2 separate regions of the Homo sapiens genome follow, and region 2 is linked to region 1. A link is an interaction called in ENCODE POLR2A ChIA-PET data of the cell type or tissue named here. Cell type or tissue: GM12878. All regions are shown on one strand. Links, peaks and the distances in the headings refer to the core of each region. The heading gives the core; the rest is flanking DNA. Region 1 has its middle 4.6 kb from the start of JSRP1. Region 2 overlaps DOT1L (DOT1 like histone lysine methyltransferase).

Region 1 (8,996 bases), core at 619-8,618:
CTTCCCTGCCATTGCAGCAGGGCAGGGCATTGCTCCTACTCAGCACTCGCCACTGCCACCCAGGGAGACGTAGCGCCTGCAGCTGGGACTACAGGCGCGCACCATCACACCCGGTAAGTTTTCAATTTTTTTTGAGACGGAGTCTCGCTCTGTCTCCCAGGCTGGAGTGCGGTGGCGCGATCTCCACTCACTGCAAGCTCCGCCTCCCGGGTTCACGCCATTCCCGTGCCTCAGCCTCCCGAGTAGCTGGGACTACAGGCGCCCGCCACCGCGCCCGGCTAATTTTTTTTGTATTTTTAGTAGAGATGGGGTTTCACCGTGTTAGCCAGGATGGTCTCGGTCTCCTGACCTCGGAATCCGCCCACCTTGGCCTCCCAAATTGCTGGAATTACAGGCGTGAGCCACTGCACCCGGACTAATTTTTGTATTTTTTTTTCAGTAGAGACAGGGTTTCCCTATGTTGGCCAGGCTGCTCTCGAACTCCTGACCGCAAGTAATCCATGTGATCCGCTCGCCTTGGCCACCCAAAGTGCTGGGATCCCAGGCGGGAGCCCCTGCAATGCATTCATTCCTGCTGTTTAAAGCCACTGTATTTGGGGTCATTTGTTTCTGTGGCTCTGGCAGGCTCATACACTCGGAACTGCCTGCTCCCACACCGTCATGCAGAGAAACCTGACGCCTCTGCTCTGGAGAGGACCCGGGGTCTCTCAGCCCCCAAAGGCACATTCTAAGGCCTGCAGGCAGATGTTTGAGCCCTACCTGCAAAGCATGGTGACTCTGGGAGTCCTGAGGGAAGAGGGGAAGTGGATTTTGGTGGTGAGGCCTGTGTGTTAAAAATCCTGAGTGAATGGCCGGGCGCGGTGGCTCACGCCTGTAATCCCAGCACTGTGGGAGGCTGAGGCGGGCGGATCGCCTGAGGTCGGGAGTTTGACACCAGCCTGGCCAACATGGTGAAATCTTGTCTCTATTAAAAATACAAAAATTAGTGAGGCGTGATAGTGGATGCCTGTAATCCCAGCTACTGGGGAGGCTGAGGCAGGAGAATTGCTTGAACCCGGGAGGTGGAGGTTGCAGTGAGCCGAGATCACATCATTGCACTCCAGCCTGGGCGACAGAGTGAGACTCTGTCTCAAATAATAATAATAATTCTGAGTGAATAGGGCCTCCCCAGGAACTACCAAGAGACCCAGAAGGCCAGCCCGCCTTCAGCAAAGCAAGGGCTGGGGTTCCCTGGTCCCCACTCCCTCCGCTTTAGAAACGGCTCTCGGCCGGGCGCGGTGGCTCACGCCTGTAATCCCAGCACTTTGGGAGGCCAAGGCAGGTGGATCACAAGGTCAGGAGATTGAGACCCTCCTGGCTAACACGGTGAAACCCCGTCTCTACTAAAAATACAAAAAATTAGCTGAGTGTCGTGGCGGGCGCCTGTAGTCCCAGCTACTCGGGAGGCTGAGGCAGGAGAATGGCGTGAACCCGGGAGGCAGAGTTTGCAGTGAGCCGAGATGGCACCACTGCACTCCAGCCTGGGCGACAGAGCGAGACTCTGTCTCAAAAAGAAAAAAAAAAAGAAATGGCTCTCATTTTTTTCTGTATGACACAAGGCAGAGACAAACAGGAAACAAAGAGAAGCTGAAAGCAAAAACTGTAAAGCACCTGTCATCTTCCCGCCCCCAAACAGACACTGTTTAATAGTTTGACATGTTCTTTCCGCTGTTTGTAACTTGTGATTTTATTATTAGTTCCATATTTATTTTTATAAAGCTGGCATAATTAGCGAAGGGCTGAACATCTTGTTTGTAACCTAGATTTATTTTTTCTTCCTAAAAGTTTTTTTGTTGTTGTTGAGATGGAGTCTCTCTCTGTCACCCAGGCTGGAGTGCAATGGCGCGATCTCGGCTCACTGCAACCTCTGCCTCCTGGGTTCAAGCGATTCTCCTGCCTCAGCCTCCCGAGGACCTAGGATTACAGGCATGCACCACTGCGCCTGGCTAATTTTCATATTTTTAGCAGAGATGGGGTTTCACCATGTTAATCAGGCTGGTCTCAAACTCCTGACCTCAGGCGATCTGCCCACTCTGGCCTCCTGAAGTGTTGGGATTACAGGCGTGAGCCACAGTGCTTGGCCCCTCCTAAAAGTATATTACAGCTTGGCAGTTCCTCAAAAAGCTAAAATAGAATGACCATAAGATGCAGAAACTCTACTCCTAGGTATCTACGAAAAGGAATCCGAAGCTTGGACTCAGATATTTGCACACCCAAGTTCAGGGCAGCACGATTCTCCGCAGCCACATGGTGTAGGCAGCTCTAGCGTTCCATCCTCAGATACACGGATCAACACAGCGTGGCCCTTCCACACGGTGAAGTACGACACAGCCGTGAACAGGAACGAGGCTCTGACTGCGGCCATGGCGTGAATGCACTTTAAGGATGTCACGCTCGGTGAGAGGTGCCAGACACAGAAGGCCATGCTGTATGTGATCCCATTTCTATGAAATGTCCAGGACAGGGCCGGGTACAGTGGCTCATGCCTGTAATCCCAGCACTTTGGGAGGCCAAGGTGGGTGGATCACGAGGTCAGGAGATCGAGACCATCCTGGCTAACACGGTGAAACCCCGTCTCTACTAAAAATACAAAAAATCAGCCGGGCGTGGTGGCGGGCGCCTGTAGTCCCAGCTACTTGGGAGGCTGAGGCAGGAGAATGGCGTGAACCCGGGAGGCGGAGCTTGCAGTGAGCTGAGATCACGCCACTGCACTCCAGCCCGGGCGACAGAGCGAGACTCCGTCTCAAAAAAAAAAAAAAAAAAAAAAAGAAATGTCCAGGACAGGCCAATTCACAGAGACAGGAAGGGGATTTGTGGGTGCCGGGGCTGGGAAGGGGATGGGGAGTGATGGCTGATGGGGATGGAGCTTCATTTAGGGTGACAAGAATGTTCTGGAATAAGACAGGGGTGGTGGTTGCTGAGTCATTTCACTTAGGATGATGATCTCCAGCTCCATCCATGTTGCTGCAAAATATGATTTCATTTGTTTGTTTTTTGAGACAGGCTCTCATCTCCGTCACCCAGGCTGGCATGCGTTGGCGCAATCAGGGCTCACTACAGCCTCAGCCTCTTCAGCTCAGGTGGTCATCCCACCTCAGCCTCCTGAGTAGCTGGGACCACAGGTGCCTGACACCACACGCAGCTAATTTTTTATTTTCTATTTATGAGACAGAGTCTCACTCTGTGGCCCAGGCTCCAGTGCAGTGGGGCCATCTCTGCTCATTGCAACCTCTGCCTCCCAGGCTCAAGCGATTCTCCTGCCTCAGTCTCCTGAGGAGCTGGGATTACAGGCATATGCCACCATGCCCAGCTAATTTTTTTTTTTTTTTGAGATGGAGTTTCGCTCTTGTCACCCAGACTGGAGTGCAGTGGCACAATCTCGGCTCTCTGCAACCTCTGCCTCCCGGGTTCAAGTGATTCTCCTGCCCCAGCCTCCCAAGTAGCTGCGATTACAGGTGCCTGCCACCACATCCAGCTAATTTTTGTATTTTTAGTAGTGACAGCGTTTTGCCATGTCGACCAGGCTGGTCTCAAACTCCTGACCTCAGGTGATCCACCTGCCTCGGCCTCCCAAAGTGCTGAGATTACAGGCGTGAGCCACTGCGCCCAGCTGCTAATTTTTGCATTTTTAGTAGAGATGGTGTTTCACCATGTTGCCCAGGCTGGTCTCGAACTCCTGGGCTCAAGTGATCCACCGGCCCTGGCCTCCTGAAATGCTGGGATTACAGGTGTGAGCCACCACGCCCTGTCTCTATGCTTAACTTTTTGAAGAGCCACCAGTCTCTCTTCCAAAGCGACTGAACTGTTTTACCTGCCCAGCAGCCATACAGGAGCGTTCCAACTTCTCCACGTCCAACTCGTCATTTTCCAGTTTCTTTGTTTGTGTTTTTATTGCCAGCCTAGTGGGTGTGAACGGCATGATCTCATTGTGGTTTCGATTTGCATTTCTCTGGTCAAAATAAATAGCTTTTTTTTTTTTTAAGAGACCAGGTCTCCCTATGTTAGCGAGGGTAGTCTGAAACCCTTGGCCTCAAGCAATCCTCCTGCCTTGGCCTCCCAAAGTGCTGGGATCACAGGCGTGAGCCACCGCGCCCAGCCTCAACAGCATTTTCACCTTCTTATTCTCATAGTGTCTCCCTTTGCATTCCTTTCCTGGAAGGCTCAGCTTTCCCAGAAGCAAAGCCTGGACACGGGGCCTCTGTGGGACTTTCTTTTTTTATCTTTTTTTTTTTTGAGACGGAGTCCAGCCCTGTTGCCCAGGCTGGAGTGCAATGGCGCAATCTCGGCTCACTACAACCTCTGCCTCCTGGGTACAAGCAATTCTCCTGCCTCAGCCTCCCAAGTAGCTGGGATTACAGGTGCGCACCACCATGCCCAGCTAATTTTTTGTATCTTTAGTAGAGATGGGGTTTCACCATGTTGGCCAGGGTGATCTTGAACTCCTGACCTAGTGATCCACCTGCCCCGGCCTCCCAAAGTGCTGGGGTTACAAGTGTGAGCCACTGAGCCCGGCCTGGACTTTTTTTTTTTTTTAAGACTGAGTCTGCCCAGGCTGGAGTGCAGTGGCACAATCTCGGCTCACTGCAACCTCTGCCTCCCAGGTTCAAGTGATTCTCCTGCCCCAGCCTCCCAAGTAGCTGGGATTACAGGTGCATGCCACCACACCCAGCTAATTTGTGTATTTTTAGTACTGACAGGGTTTTGCCATGTCATCCAGGCTGGTCTTGAATTCCTGACCTCAGGTGATCCTCCTGCCTCGGCCTCCCAAAGTGCTGGGATTACAGGCATGAGCCACCACACCCGGCCTATTTTTGCTAATTTTGTGAAGAACAGTGTCAGCTGAGGGCACTGACTCTGGATGGAGACGACTCAGATTCTGACCCTGACTCCACTGCTGCCTGGCTGTGCCACAGTTTCTTTTCCTGTAAAATGGAAATAAAATGGAGACCCCACCTCCTGGGGTCCTTGTGAGCATTAAGCCAAGCACGGGGACAGGTGCTTGGCTCCTGTACACAGCTTGAGCTGTGTACTCATATTGTTATCGCTGCCATGACAAAGGTGCGGAAGCCACTGAGGCTGTGAGATTCCGCACCCCGTGGAAGCCCAATGGTGACACCCCCCACAGCAGGGTCCTTCCAGCCTCTGGAACACAAAACACCTGAGTGGGAAACCCCCAGGGGACCCTCAGCATGGGCCACTGAGGCAGGAGGTTGAGAACTGTGGGGAGTGCTGGGCAGTGGCCAACTTCCTGCCTCTGCCAGGGCAGCACACCAGTTTCATTTGTGTCCACCCTACTTGTTCTCAGGGAGAGGTGGCTCCTTTCCTGGGGTGACTTCTAGGCTGGGGCATTTAATTGCTAGTGTGAGATCTTCCAGGGTCTTCCTCTCTTGGCCATAGTGACGTTCAAGATGGCAGGGGAGGTGAGCAGCGCCCCCTAGGGCCTGAGAAGCTCATGGAGCAAGAACAAGAAATAGACCTTTCCTGGTTTGCAGGTGTGTTTACAATTTTTTTGTTTTGTATTTATTTATTTATTTTAAAAATTTTATTCATCTATTTATTTTTGAATGGGGGTCTTGCTATATTGCCCAGGCAGGTCTTGAACTCCTGGACTCAAGCTATCCTCCTGACTCTGCCTCTCTAAGAGCTGGCATTATAGGTGTGAGCCACCATGCCTGGCCCGTTTTGTTTTGTTTTTTAAAGAGATAGGGCTGGGCACAGTGGCTCACACCTGGGAGGCCGAGGCAAGTGGATCACTTGAGGCTCGGAGTTCAAGAGCAGCCTGGGCAACGTAGCAAGACCCTGTCTGTACAAGAAAAAGAAAAAAAAAGAAAAGAAAAACAATAAAAAACAATTTTACGACTGGGCGTGGTGGCTCACGCCAGTAATCTCAGCACTTTGGGAGGCCGAGGCGGGTGGATCACGAGGTCAGGAGTTCAAAACCAGCCTGGCCAAGATGGTGAAACCCCATCTCTACTAAAAATACAAAAGAAATTAGCCAGGCGTGGTGGCAGGTACCTGTAATCCCAGTTACTTGGGAGGCTGAGGCAGAGAAGTGCTTGAACCCGGGAGGCAGAGGTTGCAGTGAGCCAAGATTGCGCTACTGCACTCCAGCCTGGGTGACTCCGTCTCAAAAAAAAAAAATTTACAAAAGTAAAGGTCAAACTCCATGAAAATAGAGACATGGACAATGTGGGGCAGGAAATACTGAAGAGCCGCAGAGAATGAGGTTCAGATGCTCTGCGCATAAAGCTTTCTTCCTTTTTCTATAACAAACCTTTGTGAATGCATTAGGCCAGGCACGGTGGCTCACACATGTAATCCCAGCACTTTGGGAGGCTGAGCCACGAGGATCACCTGAGCCCAGGAGTTTGAGACCAGCCTGGGCAACATGGTGAAAACCCATCTCTACAAAAATACAATAAAATAAACATGACAAATACTGCAAAATAAAATCCTGAAAATTATAGCAAGGGGCAAAACCATAAGAAATATAGGCTGGGCGCGGTGGCTCACCCCTGTAATCCCAGAATTTTGGGAGGCCGAGGCGGGCGGATCACCTGAGGTTGGGAGTTCCAGACCACCCTGGACAACATGGTGAAACCCCATCTCTACTAAAAATACAAAAATTAGCCAGCCGTGTGGTGCACGCCTGTAATCCCAGCTACTGAGGAGGCTGAGACACGATAATCCCTTGGACCTGGCAGGTGGAGGTTGCAGTAAACTGAGATGGCGCCTCTGCACTCCAGCCTGGGGGACAGAGTGAAACTCCATCTCAAAAAAAAAAAAAGAGGCCGGGCGCGGTGGCTCACGCCTGTAATCCCAGCACTTTGGGAGGCCGAGGCGGGCGGATCACGAGGTCAGGAGATTGAGACCATCCTGGCTAACACAGTGTAACCCCGTCTCTACTAAAAATACAAAAAATTAGCCGTGCATGGTGGCGGGTGCCTGTAGTCCCAGCTACTCAGGAGGTGGAGGCAGTAGAATGGCGTGAACCTAGGAGGCAGAGCTTGCAGTGAGCTGAGATCGTGACACTGCACTCCAGCCTGGGCGACAGAGGGAGACTCTGTCTGAAAGAAAAAAAAAAGAAATATAAGTACGGTAAAGGGAAAAACAACAACTTGCTCGAGATAAGCCCTGTTTACTTGGGGGCCTCGCTTTTCCATGTGTGTTTGCCCAGCTCATCCTGAGGCTGCCCACACGGCTGTGGGTCCTGCTTTATCACCCAGCAGCAGATGCCTCTGCGGCTTTGTGGCCAAACCCTGGCCCTGCACAGCCTCCTTGTGGCCTGAGCTTATTGCAGGCTGCACGGTGCACATTACAAATGGTCAGTTGGAGGCCAGGCGCGGTGGCTCACGCCTGTAATCCCAGCACTTTGGGAGGCCGAGGCGGGTGGATCATGGGGTCAAGAGATCGAGACCATCTTGGCTAACATGGTGAAACCCCGTCTCTACTAAAAATACAAAAAATTAGCCGGGTGTGGTGGGGGTCACCTGTAGTCCCAGCTACTTGGGAGGCTGAGGCAGGAGAATGGTGTGAACCCGGGAGGCGGAGGTTGCAGTGAGCCGAGATTGTGCCACTGCACTCCAGCCTGGGCGACAGGGCAAGACTCCGTCTCAAAAAAAAAAAAAAAAAAAGTTGGTTCAGCCTGGCGCGGTGGCTCACGCCTGTAATCCCAGCACTTTGGGAGCCCGAGGCGGGCAGACCACGAGATCAAGAGATCGAGATCATCCTGGCCAACATGGTGAAACTCCGTCTCTACTAAAAATACAAAAATTAGCCAGGCGTGGTGGCCTGTGCCTGTAATCCCAGCTACTTGAGAGGCCGAGGCAGGAGAATCGCTTGAACCTGGGAGGTGGAGGTTGCAGTGAGCCGAGATCACGCCACTGCACTCCAGTCTGGGTGACAGAGCAAGACTCCGTCTCAAAAAAAATGGTCGGTTCCCCAGGAGGCGGAGGTTGCAGTGAGTGGCCACTGCACTCTAGCCTGTGCGACATGTCAAAAAAAAAAAAAAAAAAAGGCCGGTTCTTGTTTACTTCCCTTTTTCTTCCCCACACTGTTTGCTCAAAAGAGTTCAAGCGCCTTCTGAGTTTTTCTTCAGGAGACAGAGCCAGGCTTGAATATAATGCCAGGCAGGAACACATGGAGAAAAGGAGGCCCAGATTCTGCCTTATTTTCCTGATTTTTCTTTTTTTTTTTTTTTTTTGAGATGGAGCCTCTCTCTGTCACCCAGGCTGGAGTGCAGTGACGCGATCTCGGCTCACTGCAAGCTTCGCCTCCTGGGTTCACACCATTCTCCTGCCTCAGCCTCCCGAGTAGCTGGGACTACAGGCACCCACCACCGCACCCGGCTAATTTTTGCTGTATTTTTAGTAGAGACGGGGTTTCACCGTGTTAGCCAGGATGGTCTCGATCTCCTGACCTCGTGATCCGCCTGCCTTGGCCTCTCAAAGTGCTGGGATTACAGGCGTGAGCCACCACGCTTGGCCATTTTCCTGCTTGCTTTCATTTTTTTTTGAGACAGTGTCTTGCTCTGTCCCCCAGGCTGGAGTGCAGTGGTGTGATCACAGCTCACTGCAGCCTTGACCTCCTGGGCTCAAGTGATCCTCTTGGTTCAGCCTCCCAAGTAGCTGGGATCACAGATGCCCACCCAATCCCAGCTAATTAAAATTTTTTTAATTTTTTAAAATTTCTAGAAGTTTTTAAAATTCTCAACAAAGTGAGAACCTAGAGATAGGGTCTTGCTATGTTGGCCAGGCTGGTCTGCAACTCCTGGGCTCAAGCGATCTTCTTGCTTCAGCCTCCCAAAGTGCTGGGATTACAGGCGTGAGCCACTGTGCGCGGCCCCAATCCTTCTTTATTTTTACCTGTTTACATTTTATTTTATTTAACTCATTATTATAATTCTTTTAGAGACAAGGTCTCCCTCTGTCACCCAGGCTGCAGTGCAGTTGAGAGAC
Region 2 (8,996 bases), core at 767-8,766, 79 kb before region 1:
GCGATCTCGGCTCACTGTAACCTCTGCCTCCCGGGTTCAAGCAAGTCTCCTCTCTCAGCCTCCCTAGTAGCTGGAATTACAGGCACCCGCCACCACACCCAGCTAATTTTTGTATTATTAGTACTACTAACAATTTTTATATTATTAGTGGTAATAATTTTTGTATTACTAGTGATAGAGCTAATATTTGTGTTATTAGTATTCGCCACGTTGGCCAGGCTGGCCTCGAATTCCTGACCTCATGATCTGCGCCCAGCTCGTGTTGAAGTTCTTTAGCCACCTTTGAGCAAGGGACCCTATTTTCACTTTGTCCGGGGCCTGCAAGTTCTGCCTGCTCCCTCGCCAACCCTCGCCAGCCCTGCTCTCCGCTCTGCCCAGCCCCGGCTCTTGCCTCCTCCTATTTCTTTTTCCTTTTTTTTTTTGAGCTGGAATCTCACTCTGCTGCCCAGATTGGAGTGCAGTGGTGCGACCTTGGCTCACTGCAAGCTCTGCTTCCTGGGTTCAAGAGATTCTCCTGCCTCAGCCACTGAGTATCTTGGATTACAGGTGTGTGCCACCACACCTAGCAATTTTTTTTTTTTTTGAGATGGATTCTCACTCTGTATCCCAGGCTGGAGTGCAGTGGTGCAGTCTCAGCTCACTGCAACCTCTGCCTCCTGAGTTCAAGTGAATCTCCTGGCTCAGCCTCCTGAGTAGCTGGGATTACAGGCACGCACCACCATGCCCAGCTAATTTTTTTTTTTTTTGTATTTTTCATAGAGATGGGGTTTCACTGTGTTAGCCAGGCTGGTCTTGAACTCCTGACCTCGAGTGATCCACCCGCCTCGGCCTCCCAAAGTGCTGGGATTACAGGTGTGAACCACCATGCCTGGCCATTTTTTTTTTTTTTTTGGTATTTTTTTGTAGAGATGGCGTTTCACCATGTCTTTGGGAGGCCAAGGCAGACAGCTCACTTGAGGCCAGGAGTTTGAGACCAGCCTGGCCAACATGGTGAAACCTTGTCTCTACCAGAAAAAAAAAAAAAACAAAAAATCTCCAAAACACACTTCACTTTGAAATTTTTTTTTTTTTTTTTTTTGAGACGGAGTCTTGCTCTTTTGCCCAGGCTGGAGTGCAGTGGCGCGATCTTGGCTCACTGCAAGCTCCGCTTCCCGGGTTCACGCCATTCTCCTGCCTCTGCCTCCCGAGTAGCTGGACTACAGGCACCCGTCACTACGCCTGGCTAACTTTTTGTATTTTTTAGTAGAGATGGGGTTTCATTGTGTTAGCCAGGATGGTCTTGATCTCCTGACCTTGTGATCCACCCGCCTCAGCTGGCCTCCCAGAGTGCTGGGATTACAGGTGTGAGCTACCGCGCCCGGCCACGCCCAGCTAATTTTTTCTATTTTTAGTAGAGACGGGGTTTCACCTTGTTAGCCAGGATGGTCTCTATCTCCTGACCTCGTGATCCACCTGCCTCAGCTTCCCAAAGCGCTGGGATTCCAGGTGTGAGCCACCACGCCAACCCCTAAAGTGGTTTTAGACTTAGAAGAAAGTTGCAAAGCACCGCACAGACTTTCTATGTGGCTTTATTTCATCACAGTACCCTGATCCGAACCAGGAGGTGGACGGAGCTGTGGCCTCAGTGGCATATACGTCCCATCCCATCATTGCCATGAGCCCTTGTGTCTCCTGTCTCCCCTATCTAGGCTGATCCCTCAGTGCATAAGGAAAGCTGGGGGGGGGTCTCCTATGGTCTGGCCTTTGGAGGAGAGCCAGCTGGGGTCTCTGTGTGGCACCCCTCAGTCAGGCTTGGCTGCTTCTCTCAGGGTTATACTGAGGTTCTGCATCCTGGCAGGAGCCCCACAGATGGGGTTGCGTCCCGCTGGGCCTTGGGAGGCTCGTGGCGGCTGCGTGTCTCACTGTGATGACGCTGGCCTTGTGTTTCGTCAGGTGGTGTCCACAGGTGCCCTGCTGGTTGCTTTTTCTCTGCCCTGGGAGAGGCTCGCTGAGGCTGCACGGCTGCCTGGGAGAGGCTCGCTGAGGCTGCACGGCTGCCTGGGCGGCCTCTGACGCGCCCTGTGGACTGCAGCATCCAGGGGATCGCGTCTGCAACTCTTATTGCTTTGGCGTTTACCTATTGGGGATTTAAAAAAAAATTGTTCATTTTTATAAAAAAGACATGGGCTGGCTGGGCACGGTGGCTCAGGCCTGTAATCCCAATACTTTGGGAGGCTGAGGTGGGCGGATCACCTGAGGTAAGGATTTCGAGACCAGCCTGATCAACATGGAGAAACCCTGTCTCTACCAAAAATACAAAGTTAGCCAGGCGTGGTGGCTCATGCCAGTAATCCCAGCTACTCGGGAGGCTGAGGCAGGAGAATCCCTTGAACCTGGGAGGTGGAGGTTGCAGTGAGCCGAGATTGCACCACTTCACTCCAGCCTGGGCGACAAACAAACAAACAAACAGAAAAAAGACATGGGCTCTCGCTGTTTCCCAGGCTGGCCTCGAACTCCTGGCTCAAGTGATTCGCTCCCTGCACCCAGCCTGTTGTGGGTTTATATCAGCACAGTAGCACGCAGACGCGACGAAAGTGCACGTGTCCTGGTGGCGTGCACTTGGTCTCTGATTCTCGGTGATGGGTGTGGAGTCGGAGAGGCTTGGGTGGCCCTGCTGGGTGTGAACCTGCCTTTGACATTGGCCTTGTAGAGGGAGCGAAGGGCAGGGTGCTGGACGGGGAGGGATCTGTGTTAGGCCAAGGACCTTGGTTTTAGTTGTGGCAGGTTCTGGGCTATGGCGAGGCCGCCCACGTGGGCTAGCCCAGTGGTTTTTTTCCCATGGTACAGTTGGGGAAACAGGCCCCGTGGAGGCTCTATCACCTGCGGTCACATACCAGGCCTTTGCCAACGCAGGACTCCCAGCCAGGCTGGAGCTCCCTGGCTGGAGCAGCGTCGGGAGAATTCCCGGTGGGCCTGCGGAGCGCGGTCTGAGGGACTTGGGCTGTGTTGAGGGATCAACTGACCTCCAGGGAAAAAATGGGGAGACATGTGGAGCGGAGCTTGGGGCGGCCGTTTGCTTTAGGGTGGGAGAGGAGCAGGACCGGGGGCCATAGACTCCATCCCAGGCCGCTGCCTGCTCGCTGCCTGTAGTAGGACACAGCGTGCCAGAATAGGTCCCCGGCAAGGTCTGTGTTCCCTTCGTGGTCCAGGGTCTGGGAGTGTCTCTGGTGGTACCCGCTGGGTGGTGGGCTTGGGAGCTGCACCAGTTGGGAAATGAAGAGATGGGAAGTTGACGGCATCGCTTGTCCGGGAAGAGAGCGATGGGCTCACGGGGTGGAGGATGGCTCTGCGTCTCAAACTTCTCTCTCTGTTTCAGGATAAACATCACGATGCTGCTCATGAAATCATCGAGACCATCCGGTGAGTGCACGGCCTGCAGTGTGTTGTCTTCACAGCCCTGAGCCACTTCCGTGGACACCCGTGCCCTGCAGATTCTGTTGTGGGGATGGCTCCTGCAGGGGTGGACTCCTGGAGGTGTTGTGAAGCGGATCAGGGGTGACTCAGGGACGGGTAGAGCTGCTTCTCCCAGCTCCATTCCTGGCCAGTGGGTGCAGAAGTCTTGAGCTGCTGGGGTGTCCAGTGGGTCCTCCAGGGGCGTTGCCCTGCCTTCCTCTGTCTCCTTGTCAGTCTCCCTGCTGTGGGTTTTGGGCCGACCTTCACCCTCACGCGCCCTCGACGGCCTCCTGTGTCTGTGCCCCATGGGTGCAGAGAGGAGCATTCTGGGGGTGACTTGGATGGGCAGGAGGCGGAGGCCGTCCTGTCCTCGTAAGCTCCAGCCTGGGCTCCAGGATCTGCAGCAACAGTGCAGGGAGGCCCTCTGGGTGCCTCTCTGCTGCCCACTGGGAAGCTGCCCATGGTGGCCGGCATTCTGCGTGTCTCAGGTGCTCAGGGTCAGAACCCTCATTGTGTGGCACCTGCACGGAGGCCACATGTGTCCATGTGGCCCTGGCGTCTTGCTGGTCTGTTCCTTAGCATACTGGGCTGTGAGGACACCGCCCGTGCCCATGCCCAGCATCTGCCCAGGCCTGCAGCTGCCATAAGGGCCATGCTGAGCTCCTCTTGGCCGGGTGGCTCTGTGCCAGGCCCCTAGCTCCTGAGGCCCTGTAGTTCAGTGTTGGGGCCCAGCGGCACCTCCCTGGCCAGGTTGTTTGAGGATTAAGTGAAATCGTTTGTGTAGGTCGGCCAGGGTGGGCCTGACCCAGGGTCCGTGCTTAGAATGTGGGATCTGCTTTTTTTTAATGTCATGATCCGTGGACCAGGCAGTGGAGTAGGGGCCCCTCTGTTCTTTGTAAAAGAAGTCTGGTGTTATGGTTGGAGGGAGGGCTCTGGATCAGGCAGCTGGACCCCAGCCCAGCCCCCGCCCAGCACCAGCCCCAGCCCCAGCCCCAGCCCCAGCCCCAGCCCAGCTGCAGCATGCTTCTGGCGGCCAGCCGCCTCTCTCTGCCTGGGTTTCTCTTGTTGCAGCTGGGGGCCAAGACTCTGCTGGCGTGGGCCTCTGTGGGTGCTCCTCACAGAGGGCCGGGCAGTCTTTTTAAGAATGCTCAAGCTGTGCACGGTGGCTCACGCCTATAATCCCAGCGCTTTGGAAGGCCAAGGCAGGGAGATCGCTTGAGGCCAGGAGTTCGAGACTGGCCTGGGCACCTTGGGGAAACCCTGTCTCTACTAAAAAAAAACACAAAAATTAGCCGGGTGAGGTAGCAGGTGCCTATAGTCCCAGCTACTTTGGAGGCTGAGGCAGGAGAATAGCTTGAACCCAGGGGGCGGAGGTTGCAGTGACCCAAGATGGTGCCACTGCACTGCAGCCTGGGTGATAAGAGTGAGACTCCATCTCAAAAATAAATAAATAAATAAATAAATAATGCTCAGCTGGGCATGGTGGCTCACACCTGGAATCCCAGTGCTTTGAGAGGCTGGGAGGGTTGATCACTTGAATCCAGGAGCTGGAGATTGGCCGGGCAACATAATGAGACCCCAAGTCTACAAAAAAGTAAAAAATTAGCTGGGCATGGTGGTGCACACCTGTGGTCCCAGCTACTTGCGGGGCTGAGGTGGGAGGATCACTTGAGACCAGTGGCGCTGTGATTGTGCCACCGCCCTCCAGCCAGGCAACAGAGTGAGACCCTGTCTCAAGAAACAAAACCCAAACAAGAAAGAGTGCTCCAGGGCTGTGGCTTCCCGGGGCTGTGACTGTGCAGGTTCTGCCAGTGCTGCCCAGACGTGGTCTCTCTGGGTTAGGATCTCGGTGCAGCAGGGGTGGAAGCCCCTCTCTGACCAGGCGCTTGCTAGTGTGTCTGGAGGTGCTCAGCAGCAGGGGAGCTGCACCTGCTCCCCATGGGAAGGGGCCTGCACAGACTTCTGGGGTCAGAGGAGACCCCAGGCCCCCGGATCTCAGGCAGTGGCGGTGAGAGTGCCTCTCTGGCTGCATGCTCGCCTTCTGCAGGGCTCGGAGCTGACTGTCTTGTTTGAACCTTGTGTGTTTTCTGGGGAGCGCATCTGGAGTCTGGAGCTTAAGCGTTGTAGGGAGCAGGGTCCAGGCACAGGGGCGTGCACCAACACCTGGGCATCCGCGACGTAGGCAGAGACCTCGAAACTCGAACCCCCACCACCTGGAGAGGCTGCTTTCTCCCGTGCATCCCCAGCATGTGGCCAGGGTTCTCACGGTGTGGCTGCACAGACCTTTTCTGTCTCACTTCCTCTAGAAACACCGACGACGTTCTTACACAGCAAACACCATTCAGTCCCCATACGGCCAGTGTCCCAAGCACGTCCTCCCACAGTGGTGTTGTTTTTTTGAGTCAGCGTCTGGCTCTGCTGCTCAGGCTGGGGTGCAGTGGTGCCATCTCAGCTCACTGCAACTTCCACCTCCCAGGTTCAAGCAATTCTCCTGCCTCAGCCTCCCGAGTAGCAGGGATTACAGGTGCCTGCAACCACGCCCAGCTAATTTTTGTATTTTTAGTAGAGGCGAGGTTTTGCCACCTTGGCCAGGCTGGTCTCAAACTCCTGGCCTCAAGTGATCCACCCGCCTCGGCCTCCCGAAGTGTGGGGAGGGCTGTTGTTTAAAGATGATTGGGCTGTCCTAGGCTCTCCTCGTTTGGATGTCCGTTGAGAATCAGCCTTTCCATTTCTCCAGAAAAGCTAGCTGGGCTTTTTCTAGAAATTGGTTTGAGCCTGCAGTTCAGCTTGGGGAAAGGGGCGTTTAAACAGTGTCACTCCCAGGTATTCCTGCTTCAGTGCTTTTTTTTTTTTTTAAGGCGGAGTCTCACTCTGTTGCCCGGGCTGGAGTGTGGTGGCGCATCCTCGGCTCCCTGCAGCCTCCGTCTCCGGGGTTCAAGTGATTCTTCTTCCTCAGCCTCCCGAGTAGCTGGGATTAGAGGCGCCCGTCACCATGCCCAGCAAATTTTTGTGTTTTTAGTAGAGACAGGGTTTCACCATGTTGATCAGGCTGGTCTCGAACTCCTGACCTCGTGATCCGCCTGCCTCGGCCTCCCAAAGCACTGGGATTATAGGCATGAGCCACCACGCCCGGCCTTTGGTGCTTTTTTATGTGGCATTTTGACAATCCTTTGCTGCTAGTATGTGTAAAGACTGCTCCCTTTTGCCTATCGGCCATGCCCCTGCTGAGCTCTGGCGGTGTCCGCGCGTATTCCTCAGCACGCTCTGTGGCGCAGAACCACGGGACTGAGTGAAGACCGTGCGGCCGCTCCTTTCAGGCTCCTTGCTGCTTTGAGTGTTTTTCTTGCCGAGTTGCGCTGGCCGGAACCTCCTGGACAGTGTGATGAGAAGTGACTGCAGATGGCCTTGCTTGGGTTGCTCTCGGGGCCTCGCTCGGTGCCTGGGGCTTTTGATGATCTGCATTGTGAGGTCCCCTGCCGGTGTTGGCCAGGTGTGCAGGCGTTGACCATGCTGGGGACGGGTGACGAGAGGCACCAATAATCACAGAGGGCGGATGCCACAGCCCTTCTGACAGGATGCTGTGTCTTTCAGTGTGGAAGGGTCTTGGAGGGCACCCGGACCTGAGGTCAGGTCCTGGCCAGCTGGTTGGGGAGTCTGGGGACTTGGCGTGGGGTAGGGGGCAATGAAGCTACTCTCGGAGTTCTGGGAAGCTGCCCGCTGGACTTAGCAGGTCAAGAGGACTGGGGAGCAGAGGCCGAACCCCCATCCCTCCCTGACCCCTCCTGCAGAGCCGCAGGCCAGGTGGCTGCGGAAGGTGGGCCTGCTGCTGTCACAGCGGCTCAGTGACTGGTCCCGTGCCCTTTCCAAGCGGAAGGCGTGTCCTTCCATTTCTGGCCTCTTGGAGGGTACCGTCCTGATGGCACCGAATGCCGTCCTGTGGGCTTTCCGTACTCGCCCACACGGGGCTGCTCAGATCTCCGTCCTTGTTCCTTCGGTGAATTGCAGTGACTAATTTTAGAGTGAAGCAGCTTTTCCTCCCCAGGAGGTGCTGTGTGTGGTTGTGAGGTGCCGCTGCGGTTTCCTCACGTTTTTAAGGGATAGTGGGGTGTGTTGGTCAGGGATGTTGGTCAGCTGTTGCCTTTCTTGTCCTTTCTTTCCAGCCCTTTGCGTCTCTATGGTTTTGGTGTCAAGATGACGCTGGCTGCATAAAACTCTGAGAAAGTTTCTGTAGGTTTAGTGTTTGTCTTGTCAGTGTTTGATGGAATTCACCAGTGTGTTTTTGTATTTTGTATTTTTAGTAGAGACGGGGTTTCTCCATGTTGGTCAGGCTGGTCTCCAACTCCTGACCTCGTGATCTGCCCACCTCGGCCTCCCAGAGTGCTGGGATTACAGGTGTGAGCCACCGCACCCGGCACCAGTTGGCTTTAGTTTCTAGTCAGTCAGTTGCTTTTCGAGCTCTGATGTGGCCAGTGGGTCCCTAGACCAGCCCTGTAGCAGATAAGTTCACTTAGGTCCCCAGAGCCACTGGTGTGTGGCCTCGAAGCCACGTAATACCTGTGTGATTCAGTAACAGCTTCGTGGTAAACATCGTAGCCTTCGTTTTGAAGTCACGCCTCCCTTCTCTCTCCACTTTGAGTGGAGGGGTAAGGATGTTTGTTTTCTGTTGGAGAGGATGCAGTGTTTAAGAACATGCGGGGTAATACTCAAGATTGTTTACACCTGTCATCCCAGCACTGTGGGAGGCTGAAGTGGGCGGATCACTTCAGGTCAGGAGTTTGAGACCAGCCTTGCCAAAATGGCCTAACCCGGTCTCTACTAAAAATACAAAAATTAGCCAGGCGTGGTGGTGGGCACCTGTAGTCCCAGCTACTTGGGAGGCTGAGGCAGGAGAATCGCTTGAACCCAGGAGGCGGAGCTTGCAGTGAGCCAAGATCACGACACTGCACTCCAGCCTGGGCAACAGAGTGAGACTCCGTCTCAAAACAAAAACAAAAACAAAAACAAAACACAAAACAAAACAAAAAAAACCAAACCCTTCCTGATCGTTTCTGCTGCTGTGTTTCAGATGGGTCTGTGAAGAAATCCCGGATCTCAAGCTCGCTATGGAGAATTACGTTTTAATTGACTATGACACCAAAAGGTAAGCAGAGTCCTGTCCAGCCGCTCCGCTCCGAGGACAGACTCGGCTCTTGGGGAGGACAGGAGGACGCATCCTATAATTAGCTCTTCTTAGATGGTGCAAGCTGATCTGAAATTTCCTTTTAGAGTTGGCCGTGGCCACCATAAAGTTATTTTGGTAGGAAATGTTTATCAACTCTTGGCAAAGGCTGTCAGAGGCCGGACAGAATTGGAAACTCCGGTTGTGGAAAGTGGGATTGGCATGTGTGGAGTCAGCCCGCGCTAGTGATCGCTCTTTTTATAGCGGGCGGCTGACGGCCAGAAGTCCGCGTTCCTGCCTGAGGCTGCTGGGAGGGCCTGGGCGGCCTTAGGCTGCTTGGCAGCTCTGTTTAGATCTCAGCTGGGTTTGGTTAGTCCCTCTGTCTCCAGCCCTGTGGCTGCGTTAG

The links. ChIA-PET counts read pairs that join two places held together with the same protein. Peaks named below come from ENCODE experiments on the same cell type or tissue, not always from the same donor. Only the 100,000 strongest peaks of a DNase experiment are listed, where the experiment ranks them.
Region 2: POLR2A ChIA-PET joins it to region 1 with 5 read pairs; 2 of 35 experiments call an interaction of 5 or more read pairs at or near these places.

Annotation. Positions count from the first base shown.
Region 1 is chr19:2,256,529-2,265,524 of GRCh38, forward strand. No RefSeq gene overlaps it. Among named protein-coding and RNA genes, the nearest start is that of JSRP1, 4.6 kb to the left of the region's middle. RefSeq lists an enhancer at 3,957-4,096. In GM12878, for the core only: a CTCF peak has its summit at 5,473 (motif pointing left); a DNase peak (open chromatin) is centred at 3,954; H3K4me3 peaks cover 281 bases; H3K27ac peaks cover 1,249 bases.
Region 2 is chr19:2,177,358-2,186,353 of GRCh38, forward strand. DOT1L (DOT1 like histone lysine methyltransferase) reads left to right here. Exons shown (of 28, transcript NM_032482.3): 2 at 3,356-3,399; 3 at 8,498-8,572. Among named protein-coding and RNA genes, the nearest start is that of DOT1L, 18 kb to the left of the region's middle. RefSeq lists enhancers at 3,333-3,916, 5,389-5,548, 5,739-5,828. In GM12878, for the core only: no CTCF peak of the experiment used is centred there; a DNase peak (open chromatin) is centred at 5,764; H3K27ac peaks cover 1,219 bases.